Linked DNA regions of Homo sapiens: region 1 is linked to region 2. A link is a contact called in ENCODE Hi-C or POLR2A ChIA-PET data. All regions are on one chromosome and are shown on one strand. Each heading gives the region's core, a stretch centred on a gene start or an enhancer-like site at or near the end of the contact. The rest is flanking DNA. Distances are from core to core; before and after follow the strand shown.

The links. A loop is a pair of places that touch in the nucleus more often than their neighbours do. ChIA-PET counts read pairs that join two places held with the same protein, here RNA polymerase II (POLR2A). Pooled maps may share reads with other maps.
Region 1: a map of ovary shows a loop between it and region 2 (1.9-fold over the local background). The contact joins two enhancer-like sites. A Hi-C loop is called at or near these places in 5 of 168 maps with a recorded cell type or tissue (B cell, heart left ventricle, ovary and 1 more) and 13 of 50 pooled maps. POLR2A ChIA-PET finds 5 or more read pairs at or near these places in 3 of 52 experiments (A673, activated B cell and activated naive CD4-positive, alpha-beta T cell).

Annotation. Positions count from the first base shown.
Region 1 is chr1:2,171,639-2,177,472 of GRCh38, forward strand. PRKCZ (protein kinase C zeta) reads left to right here. Exons shown (of 18, transcript NM_002744.6): 12 at 417-552; 13 at 663-750; 14 at 2,259-2,378; 15 at 3,116-3,195; 16 at 3,586-3,675. Among named protein-coding and RNA genes, the nearest start is that of PRKCZ-AS1, 9.3 kb to the right of the region's middle. RefSeq lists a silencer at 2,208-2,374 and an enhancer at 3,928-4,536. Within about 2 kb of position 2,798, at least 7 of the 41 ENCODE cell types and tissues checked have a DNase peak (open chromatin) inside an H3K27ac peak, as active enhancers do.
Region 2 is chr1:2,544,040-2,549,766 of GRCh38, forward strand. No RefSeq gene overlaps it. Among named protein-coding and RNA genes, the nearest start is that of TNFRSF14, 9.5 kb to the right of the region's middle. RefSeq lists enhancers at 676-1,546, 4,159-5,028. Within about 2 kb of position 4,437, at least 38 of the 41 ENCODE cell types and tissues checked have a DNase peak (open chromatin) inside an H3K27ac peak, as active enhancers do.

The DNA.
Region 1 (5,834 bases), core at 1,548-4,047, 370 kb before region 2:
ATTACAGGTGTGAGCCACCAAGCCTGGCACCGTGTTTAATTTTCGAGGACCTGCCGGACTGTCTTCCGCAGCAGCGGCGCTGTTCTGCACTCCTACCACAACGTGCCATGGCTCCGGTCTTTCCCGCATGGAAGCTGTCGTGTTATTTGCCCGCTCCTCCCCTTGTGGAGGCTGCCACATCGTTCTCTGTGTCTTTGACAGCAGGCCATCCTAAGGCGCATGGGGTGGTGTCCTGGAGCTTTCATTGGCATTTCCCTCCCTGGCCCTGTGCACTGCACTTTCAAATCCTGGGCCTGGTCATTGAGAGGATGCCGGGCCCGTGGTGGGGCAAACGGGAGTGTGTGGCCCCCAGGCTGGAGCTGTTGGCGCAGCCTCTGGCACAGGCACTGCCCCCATGACGGCATCCCCACCCCCAGGTTCTACGCGGCCGAGATCTGCATCGCCCTCAACTTCCTGCACGAGAGGGGGATCATCTACAGGGACCTGAAGCTGGACAACGTCCTCCTGGATGCGGACGGGCACATCAAGCTCACAGACTACGGCATGTGCAAGGTGCGTGCCTTGGACCGCCTCCCCTGACCATCCCGCATGTGCGTCTCGGGGCGCCTGTCCCGCGGGGTAGTGTCTACAAGAACCCTCTCCCAGTAACTTTGCCCCCACAGGAAGGCCTGGGCCCTGGTGACACAACGAGCACTTTCTGCGGAACCCCGAATTACATCGCCCCCGAAATCCTGCGGGGAGAGGAGTACGGTGAGTGCCGCTGCCCTGGCCCCTCTCGGAGCACACAGGGCCAGAGATGGCTTCGGGCCTGGCCCAGCAGCCAGGGAGAGGTGTCCTTGACCATCTTACACCCAAAAGCCACACACTGTCTTTCCCAGCCGGATGTCATCATCTGGCCTCAGCCCCTTATTTGAATTCTGGAAAACCTCCCATGTCCACTTGAGCAGCTCCTTGGGGAGGGCACTGCACAGGATTCCTCCTGCCAGGGAGCCCCGGGGCACAGGGAGGGGAAAGACACAGAAAGCGGGGGTGGGACAGGGTGCAGCACCTGAGTCCCCGTGCTGCACGAGTGGCTGGGGGAGAAGCTGTTGTCTGGGGAGCCCCAGGGGGTGCAGGAGCGTGTGGACAGGACCCCACAGGCCCTGCGGCTGAGGACGCCGTGCACACCAGAGTGTTTCTGCTCCTCTCCCCTCTCTGGGCGTGAAACGGGGACATGGGCACGCGTGTGCAGCCGTGTGTGCGTGTGTGAAACGGGGACGTGGGCACGCGTGTGCAGCCGTGTGTGCGTGTGTGAAACGGGGATGTGGGCACGCGTGTGCAGCCGTGTGTGCGTGTGTGAAACGGGGACGTGGGCACGCGTGTGCAGCCCTGTGTGCGTGTGTGCCGTTGGGCTGAGTGTTCGTGTGTCGGGCATCCATGTGTGTTGTGTGCACATGCATACTGTGTTTGTACACACTCCACCCACTTCTGCATCCTGGTGTTTTCAATGAGGCATGCATGGTGTGCCTTCAGACATTTTTACACATTTTTTTTGCCATCAGAATGGGTGTGGGGCAGGCAGGGCGGGCAGGTCACTCGCCGCTGGGATAACTGGGCTCCCCAGCGGCCACAATGGAAGTCTCAGTAGCCAGAGAAGGACAGACAGCAGATTGGAGGACTGGAATATAGTCTAGAACCCAGCTTGGGATGGGGATTCCGTGTGGGACAGCGGCAGCGTCTCACCTCAGCAGGGACCAGGGGGACTTCCGGGGACGCAGAGACAGCTGCTGTCCTTGGGCAAAACGGGTCAGGGTCTCCCACCCCTCATTCGCTGGAACACATTCCCAACAGGTTGACTACTTGAACCTTTTTAAAAAACAAAATGGCTGTAGAAGGAAACACAGGAGAGTATTTCCGTTACTGCAGCGAAAGGGCTTCTTCAAGCTTAGTTCTGTAGAAGCAGAAACGAGAGAGGAGGGTCGTCCGCAGGTTCCACCAGTGCCTCGTGCCGGTGTGGTCACAGGTGCCCTGGCAGGACCGACAGCCCAGAGGCAGCCTGGGAGACCTCCGTAGTGTCAGGGACGGTGGCAGGGAGGCCGAGCTGCCAGGTGGAGGTGCTGGTTCTGTTTGGGAAGTGGAAGTCACAGAGGCCTGTGTGCCGCCTGCTCAAGCCTGGCTCACACTCGTGTCAACTGGGCATGAAAACCAACGCCAGCCAGGTTCGTCCTGCTGCCGGCCCATGTGGCCCCACTCGGTGATGGCTGTGTGCTCTCCCCCAGGGTTCAGCGTGGACTGGTGGGCGCTGGGAGTCCTCATGTTTGAGATGATGGCCGGGCGCTCCCCGTTCGACATCATCACCGACAACCCGGACATGAACACAGAGGACTACCTTTTCCAAGGTGCGTGCCCCGCTGTGCGTTCGTACCCCTCACCTGCACGACTGTCTTCCTTCCTTTTCAAAGGTGCAGGTGGAGGGGTCCCGCGGGTGCCTGGAGCGGCAGTGCCATGCAAAGCGTACCGGGAACCATTCCTCCTGGCCAGACCCTGTGTCACATGCCACTCCCCGGGCCGTGGGGTGGGGTTACCACACCTGTGGGTCAGCAGGAAAGAGAACCTGTCCCCATTCAGCTCCAACTCCCTCCTGCCCTGGCCAGCAGCACATGCTGGAGCCCCAGCATGTCCTTGACCGAGGCTGTACCGAGCTGAAAGCACAGCCCCCACCCCCAAAACCCACAGCCACCATCATGGGCTCCTTCCCACCTGGAGGCCCCGGGACCTGCTCCTGGTCTGGAATTCAGTGCTGTGGGGATGTGGGATCTGGGAACGCGGCTGTCTCCGCGGTGCCCTCTGGTGGCCAGCCTGCAGAGGCACCCGTGTACCTGCGATCTTGGGGCTGAGGAAGGGGAGCTGCTGGTTCACGTCCGATCCTACGACACGTGCCAGCGCATGTAACCAGGAGGCCCAGGGAGGACCCGGCGGGACTCCGGGTTATAGATATTGCTGGGCTGTAGGAAGGGAGGGGCTCCGGGGCCCCAAGGCTGAGCTCCCAAAGCTCTTGCTCAGAGTCAGAGTCTGGGCGGCACTGGGCAAATGGCACACAACACAGGCAAGTCCTCACCAGGCTCCGCCCTTGCAGTGATCCTGGAGAAGCCCATCCGGATCCCCCGGTTCCTGTCCGTCAAAGCCTCCCATGTTTTAAAAGGATTTTTAAATAAGGTACGTTTCTGGCCATGCTGACAAAATCTCGTTTGTGGCCTCGGTGTTGGTGGGCAGAGGGCCAGGCACGGCTGTTGGCCATTTTTTCATGTCGGCTGCTGTGTATCGGGTGTGTGGGTTGATTTTCCGCTTCAGTATTTGAGCTCTGTGTTCTGTGAATCGTCCGTTTTTACTCACACCTAACAAAATGAGAATGTGTGCCCAAGGAAAATGGAACGGAGCTTAACGTACGGGGAAGGAACTTTCAATAAAGGAAACATCTGATTTCCACCACCTGGGTCAGAGCATCGGGGGAGGGCTTGTCAGCACTGGGAGTGGCCACCAAGGAGAGGGGGTCATGGGGCTTCCGGGATGGGGCTGACTTGTCCTTGTTTGAACTCTGACCTCCAGGACCCCAAAGAGAGGCTCGGCTGCCGGCCACAGACTGGATTTTCTGACATCAAGTCCCACGCGTTCTTCCGCAGCATAGACTGGGACTTGGTAAAGCATCACAAAGCCTATTTGCACCCCCATCCCCATCCCAACCCCAAATCTACCCAACCCCCATCCCAACCCCAACCCCAATATTCACCCAACCCCCACCCCACCCCATCCGAACCCCAATATCCATCCCAACCCCAAATTCATCCAACCCTCACCCCACCACCAACCCAACCCCCAGCCCAACTCCCACCCCAACCCCCAACTCAACCCCCACCCCAATATCCACCCAACCCCACTCCAACCCCTACACCCCCAACCCCTCCAACCCCTATAATCTGGTGGACAGAGCCGGGGCTGTGTGGGCCGGGTGGGCTGTGTGAGCTCGCGCACCGCCGGGCTGGTCTTTGACATGGCCCCACTTGCGTGGAGCCAAGGCTCCTGTCTCCCAGAAGGGTCAGCTGGGAATGGGGGACCACCCTCCAGGGCCCCGAGGAGGGATGGGGAGACACATTTCGTCCTCCGGAGCCAGGAGAGTGAGGGGCCGGACGAGCTCGGCCCATGGCGCTTCCTGGCAACCCTCGACTGTGCTGGCTTGGTGCCGCCAGGAGCTAGCGGCACATGCGTCCTGACCTGTGAGCACATTGGCTGTTGGTTCCACAGGGATCTGATAGTGGGGGCCGGCCTAGAGAAGGGCGTTTGCTTTGGTTTCATGGCCGGTTTTATCAGCAGTTACTGGACAGGACCAGCAGTCGCAGCGTTCACGGCTTGAGCTTTAGCGTCGGGTATTGAAGGAGAGTGAGTCTGTGGACAGGGTGCGACGTACACTGGCTCGATTTAGGAATCTGATTTCGGTGGTGTGTGAGCAGGGTGCATTCGGTAGAAACTACTTTGAGTTTTGACCGTTCCCCAGCTGGCCGTATGAGGTCAGTACTCTCCTGTGATGAGGGGCGGTGACTGCAGCCCCAGCGGGCCACGTGATCAGGAGGGGGCCGAATGTCCCGAGGGGCTCTGCGTGCAGGGGGTTTTGCCGGACTGTAGGCTGGCGTGTGTCTGTCAGGTTAAGGCAGGTAAGGCTGCGCCGCTTGGTCGTGGGTTCTGTGTGGAAGTGCAGTCTCCACCCAGGATGTTTCCAGCGCCGCTCGGTCGTGGGTTCTGTGTGGGAAGCGCAGTCTCCACCTAGGATGTTTCCAGCACATGGAGGGTTTATTGGGAGGTGACCTTGTCTGAAGCTGAGGAGCGTCTGTGGAATTTGTTTCCAGCTGTGTAAATGGTTGCAGAGCTACTGAAATAAAACCTTTAAAATACACTCTCAAGGAAAAAAGCAGATTGGATAGCTCGTTCAGTGCATTTTGGAGGAGGTTGAACTGAATCAGGAGAAAGCCCAGCTCTAGCTCTGTCCTCCACCCCACCCAACTTTTCCAGGCAGCCTCGGCCAGCGTGGGAGGTCACTCCCTGGCCCCTGTGGTCAGTGGGGGCCCTTGTCCACACAGCCCAACAAGTCACTTTCTAGTCGAAGGCCTTGCTTTGCCTGTGCATGTGTGGGACCGTGGGGGAAGGTGGGGAGTGAAGTGGTCAGAACGTGCCCACACCCCTTCCTACATACAGCCCTTCCAGAGCCCAGCTGGGCTGCTGCCAAACTAGGACGGGGCCATTCTCTGTCGTGCGGTTGTCAGATGCACACACTTAGAAATGTTCTGAGCATAGGCACCTGCCACGGAATCACCTTCGCAAATTCTTCATTTAAATTTATGCCTCTGGTAGCATAAGGGAGAAGAGATCTGCCTTTGGTTCTAACTGTCAGTCATCCTCACGCCCAGGCCGGGGTTAGAGGTGGCGTCCCTTTTCTCTGGCTCAGGCACCCCTGGCCTAGTGGGGTTACTGGTGGCGTTCCCCTATCTCAGGCCACACCTGGCCTAGCTGGTGTTAGTGGTGGCATCCCCTTGTCTCTGGCCCACAGAACCCCTCCGGTCCACACACACACTCAGGTCCAGGTACCACCCGGCTGAACCCGTAGCAGGTGCTTAGTAGAATTACGTGAGGAGCCAGCATCCCCGCTCCCAGCCACCTCCCCTCGCCCGTCTCAGCTCAGTCTCCCCCGTGCCTTTCCCACCCTCTCTCTTCCAAGCCCACCACCGTATGGGGCCCACCAGCACCATGGGATCCAGGGAGAGCCCGATCCTGGGTGCAGCCTTGGTGCCAGCCGGGCCCCTGATCTT
Region 2 (5,727 bases), core at 3,187-5,686:
AGTTCCCGCAGCCTCCTGGCTGTCCCCTGCACGCTCTGGCCCTGGCATGGCACTAGGTGCCAGGAGGGGACCAAGGCAGGCGCCTGCCTCCCTGCCCTACCCCTGATGCAGGCTGTGTGCACACGGCCCAGTGGGGAGGGCTGTGGGCACGGGGTTCAAATCTGGGGAGTACCCCTCAGTAGGTGGGCCCTCTGGGGCTCAGCTTCCTCATCTGTGCAATGCAGCTGATAACGCTCCCACCCAAGGCCTGTGCTGAGGACGGAGAGTGGATGAGCGCCAGGCATGTGCAGTGGCCTCGGCACGCAGACCCCTGCCCCAGGCACTGCCCGGCTCTGCTTCTTCTCGCCTTCATTCGGTTTCCTGGGTGGGCGACCCCTGCCCGTGTTCCAGGCTTCCTGGAAACTGGCTGGGGGTCAGGGAAAGGCCAGCTGGCCGCAGGCAGCTCTGCTTAGAGCTGGGCCCACCCCTGCTCGGTGTGGGTGCGGCAGCTGTGGTCCTGCCCCACTCTCAGGACTCTGAGCAGCTTCTGCCTGGCCTGTATGCAGTAGGTGCTGAGTAAGTGAGCACTTGCCTCGAGGCCCTCAGCCCTGAGCACCTCCAAGTGTGATCTCAGCCCTGGATCTGGCTTGGGTCTGCCCAGCTGTGGGCGCAGCCACGTGGCCTGGGGTCGAGGGGGGGTTACTAGCAACCCCCAGCAAGCTCCTCTGCTGAGCACGCCCTTCCCCAGAGGGCTAGAGGCCAGGACAACAGTGAGCCGGGGCTCCAGGACAGCCTGCCTGGCGTGGCGGGCATTTCTGAGTCTGGGCGGTTGGATGCGGTAGGGGGCATGGAGTGGGGTGTCCGAGGGGTCTTTCCACTCAGGAGACCCTTCCTGGCCAAGCGACTTCTGGGGCCACAGCTCAGCAGACAGGGCCTCTGCAGAGGCGTCCCTGCCCCCAAGCATGCTGGGGGCGTCCTTGAGAGGGTGTCCTGCAGACCCAGAGATAATCCGGGCTTTGAGAGGCTGTGAGAGGCTGGCCCGAGGACTTTCCCACAGCCCCACAGAAAGGGCCGGCAGCCAGCTGCTCACCCACAAAAGGCTCCCGGCCATTCATGGCCTCAGGCAGGCGGGGCTGTCGGAGCGGCAGCCACAGCCTACCTGGCCACCCCCAGCAGGACTTTCGTGACAGGGAGGCACCTCCCTTCTGGCCATGGGGGCAGGAGGTCTCCAGGGCATAGGGGTAGTCTTGTGCAGCCACCCAGGCCAGCTGCTACCCCCTCTCTTTTGGCCCGAGACTGGCACCCTTCCTGGGCCTGTCATTTATCATGGGTGCCTGGGTAAAGGATGGCTCAGGAGGACCCTGCAGGCACCCACTACCATGCCTGGCGCCGTGCCTCCACCGTCACACTACCCATTGCTCGCCCCCACACGCTGGCCATGAGTCCCCAGGGCTGGCACCTTCCTTGCTTCCAAGTCTGGCCTGCACGGCTCTCACACCCTTTGCAACCATCTTCTTGCCCACCCAGCAGCCCACCCTGTCAGTGTAGGGGGCAGGAGAGGGACCTGGTGGGGCAGTGAGCTGGGTAAGGCCTCCTCCCTGGACCTCAGTCTCCTTGTCTGAGGTGTGGGACAGCACTGCTGCCTCCCAAGGCTGATGGAAGGACCCCCAAGGGCGGCTGGTTAACAAATACCAGGTTTGGAGAAGCTGGGGTGTGGGGCTGCTGCCTGGAATTAACTGCCCAGAGCACCTCCAAGGATGACCTTTTAATATGAGAGCCAGCCCAGGGGAGGGAAGGGTCGGGGGCTTCCTGGGGGAGGTGGCCGCTGGCCTGGATTATCAGGAAGTGCAGGAGGAGGGTGGGGGCTTCCTGGAGCAGTGGCCCTGGCCCCCCTGTGCAGTAGCTGCGGCTCAGCCCCTTCCCTGGCCTGTCTCCCTGTTGCTTCCACAGCTGGAGCTGCCTCTGCGGCCCCTGTCCTCACCCCTGAGGAGGCCAGGCCCGGGCAGGTGCCTGGGCTGGGGCTGCTCCTGGCCAGGCTGGAAGACTGTCAGATGGAGGACAGGTCAGGTGGTCGGAAAGCTGGGGACAGGGAGGGAGCAGGTTTGACGGAGGGACGTATGGGCAGGCTCCTCCTCCCGGTCAGGTCCCACGTGACCCCCCAGCCACGCCTACCCACATCGCCCTGCTGGAGGCCGGGGGCGGGGGGAGCGGGGAGTGGGGGGTGTGGGGGGTGAGGGGGGTGGGGGTGGGGGTGGCCCGGCCCGGAGCTAGGGGGCGGGGCCGTGCTTCTTCTGGCCCTGGCCTCCAATTGGCTGCCGGGCGTGGGAAAGCGTGCACCACTGCCTGGCGCCCATAAAGACGCCTCCACCACCTGCGCCGCCGCCGCCTCCCGGCCGCCCTCCGCCCCGCGCGCTCGTTGAGGCCGGTGCTCCAGAGTGAAGAGCGTGGCGGTGCGGCGGTAGCGCAGGGCCCTCCTGCGGGGCCAGGCAGGGGCGGGTGGGCGCTCCTTGCCACCTTTCTGCTCTCCCTGCTGTCCGAGAAGTTCGTGCGGTGCCAGCCCAGCTCCCAGCTGGGGACAGAACAGGAAACGTCCCCGGCGAGCCTGGCGGGGGTGGCGGCAGGGGTGTCTGTCGCCTGCGCTGGGCAGGACGCGCGTCCTACCGGCCTCCCACTCCGCGGGCCTCACCAGCCACCTCATTCCCGGAGCCCGGGCCGCCGAGAGCGCCGCGGATGGACCTCAGGGAAGGCCTGGCGCGCCGCCTCCGGGAAGCCTTCCGGCCTTCTCCCTCCACCGAGTACTGGGGAGTCTCAGGCCACGGTGAATGAAGAGCAACGGGCCGGAGAGACCTCGGCCTCTGCCCAGGAGCAGCGCCCAGCAACCCCGCCCACAGGGGACCCGGTGGACGCCCTGGTGGCCACTTTGCCAGGCTCCCCATCTCCCAGCGAACCAGAGAGGATTTCCGTTCCCCTCCTGCTTGGTGCCTAGCGCCAGGGCGGGGCGTGGGCTGAGCAGCCCCTCCCATGGAGGGAGCGGCCAGTCTACATATTGGAGGTGGGGCTCTGGGGAAAGGGTGTTGTTAGGAAGGCGGTTTGAGGCAGCGGGAGGTGGGGATGCGCCCGGCGGGGAGGGGCAGGTGTGTGGGGAGGGCCTGGGGAGCGCCTCCCCAGCCGGGCAGCGCTTCCCCAGCCAGGCCCCGCAGCTGGACCCCGGCTCCGTCCAGCCTGGGAAAGGACTCCACGGTTTATGCTGAAGTGGTGGTGGGGTGGGTGAACGCTGCGCAATGGAAGGGCATGGCCCTGTGCTAATTGCCCCGGGGTGTGGGGCTGTGGAGGCACTGCGGGGGGGATGTGCTGTGTCAGTTGGGCAATGGCGGCCAACTGTGGCGTGCAGGCCTTGGAGCTGCCCCTCCATGGAGCTTTAATAAAGGCACTAGCCCTGCAATTTCTGCCTGAGTTTCTGGCCCACAGCTTGGCCGACTGCAGCCCCTGAGATTGGAGGCTTCTGCTCAAGACGTGGGCAGGGAGCTCGGGGCTCCCTGGGCTGGGGCCCTGCCCCGCTGGCCTCTACCCTGGCCCCTGCTGGAAAGCCCGTCAGGGCTGCTCTGAGCTGGGGACAGCTCCTCCCTGCCCACAGCAATCTGGGGGAGCCCCGGTTTGTCCAGTGCCCCTGTGAGCCCTGCTGTGTACCAGCCACCTGTGGGAGTGTCCGCCAGTCACCTCCCAATAGCTCGGGAGGCAGAGCGACATGACTCCATTTTAGAGATGAGCAAACGGGGCTCCTGCACTCTGGGACCATGACAGAGACACAGGAAGTGAGAGTGGGCTGAGGCCCTGCAGCAGTGGGGGCCGGCCTTGGACCGTGATCCAACCCGACCATGGCTGCCCAACCCCCACGGGCTCACCTGGCCCCTCATCGAACCATGTATTACCCGAATAATTTATTCTAGTGTCTGGGCCCAGCCCCGTGTCCCTCACTGACAACCAGACCATGGAGGGCAGCCCTTGTGTTTTCCCAGGGGGAGGGGAGGGAGGAGGGGGTGGATTCTTAAAGGGCTGCAGTGAGTGTGGCCCCAAATGCACACCCAGGGTTAGGCACGCAGGTGATGGCACAGGGAGCCCAGGTTCTAGGAAGTGGCACCTGCGGCCGGGGAGGCAGGGCCTGGATTTTGCTGCCCCCTGGTGGCTAGCGGCCTGTCCAGGCAAAAGGCTTGGACCTGCAGCCCCTGTGGCTCAGAGGAAGAGACAGAGGAAGAGACAGACAGAGGTCTGAGGTCTCCCATCAGAAGTCTCAGCTCCCAAGGCAAATTCAGAGGTGGAGGGTCCCTTGGCCCTGTCCCAGCTCTGGCAGGGCGGCCCCCCACGTCCTGGCCTGCTGCCAGGGGTCGCGCCCACAGCCCTGCACCGAGCAGGGAAGGCCCAGGCCTGGGTGGGTCTTTCCGCAGGATCCTGGGATGTTGCTTAGGGGAAGCCGAGACCAGACGGGCAGTCACCTGTCTGGGAAAGCACCAGGCCCTGGCCGGGTGCGATGGATCACGCCTGTCATCCCAGCAGTGTGGGAGGCCGAGGCGGGAAGATCACGAGGTCAGGAGATCGAGACCATCCTGGCTAACACGGTGAAACCCCATCTCTACTAAAAATACAAAAAATCAGCCTTGCATGGCGACGGGCGCCTGTAGTCCCAGCTACTCCGGAGGCTGAGGCAGGAGAATGGCGTGAACCCAGGAGGCGGAGCTTGCAGTGAGCCAAGATCGCGCTGTTGCACTCCGGCCTGGGTGACAGAGCCAGACTCAAAAAAAAAAAAACAAAACACAAAAAACAAAAAGGAAAGCACTAGGCCCTGCGGAAGTCCCCATGGTGACATTCACGTCCTGGCCACGTGGGCGGGTGTAGGGGAGGGACCGCAGGGAGGCGGAAGTCCTTGTTTTTTCCTGCAGTCGGCCCAGGCAGGACCTGAGCAGCCTGAAGCCATGAGTCGCTGCCACTGCTCTTTCTGTGCCTGGTGCAGCCCCAGCTCATGGGGTCTGGGCCGCCTCTGATCCCATGCCCCCCACTTCACACTTGGGGTTCTGGCTTCCCCGCTGTGAGCCTGTCTCTCCTCCGTGGGACAGGCCAGCCTGGGCAGCCATCCCTGTACCCACTGCCCAGCATATAGTGGGTGCCTCATAAATGTGGGCTGAACAGAGCCTGCCCCTGGGGCCCCACCCTCACTGCCAGGCATACAGCAGGTGCCTCATAAATGTGGGCTGAACAGATCCTGCCCATGGGCCCCCCGACTTCCAGACATAAAGTAGGTGCTACATAAATGCAGGCCAAACAGAATCTACCCTGGGGGCCTCCACTTCCCTTTGATGGGGGCAGAGACCCTCTGCCGGGCAGCGGCCACCCAGTGCCTGGGACAGGTGCCCCCTTCTCCCACCCTGGCCTATCTTGGGGCATCTGAGGGAGGACAGGGCTGTGCCCCCCACTTCATCCTCGAGGGTCTGGCTTCCCCACCTGTGAGCTTGTCTCTCCTCCGTGGGAGGAGCAGCACCGTCGTTTTCACTTTCCGTGATGACCACTGAGTGAGAGAAGATGACGGCAGCTCCTGCGTTTAAAAAGGAACCATCCGCGTAACTGCCGCAGGCAGGGCCCGTGCTCGGGCAGTGAGGCCTCGGCCCTGAGAAGGCCCGGACCCCACAGGCCTGGCCCTGGCTGAGAGGGAGTTGGAGTCCCCCGCCTGGGGCAGCCCCTCTGCACCTGGGGTGGTGG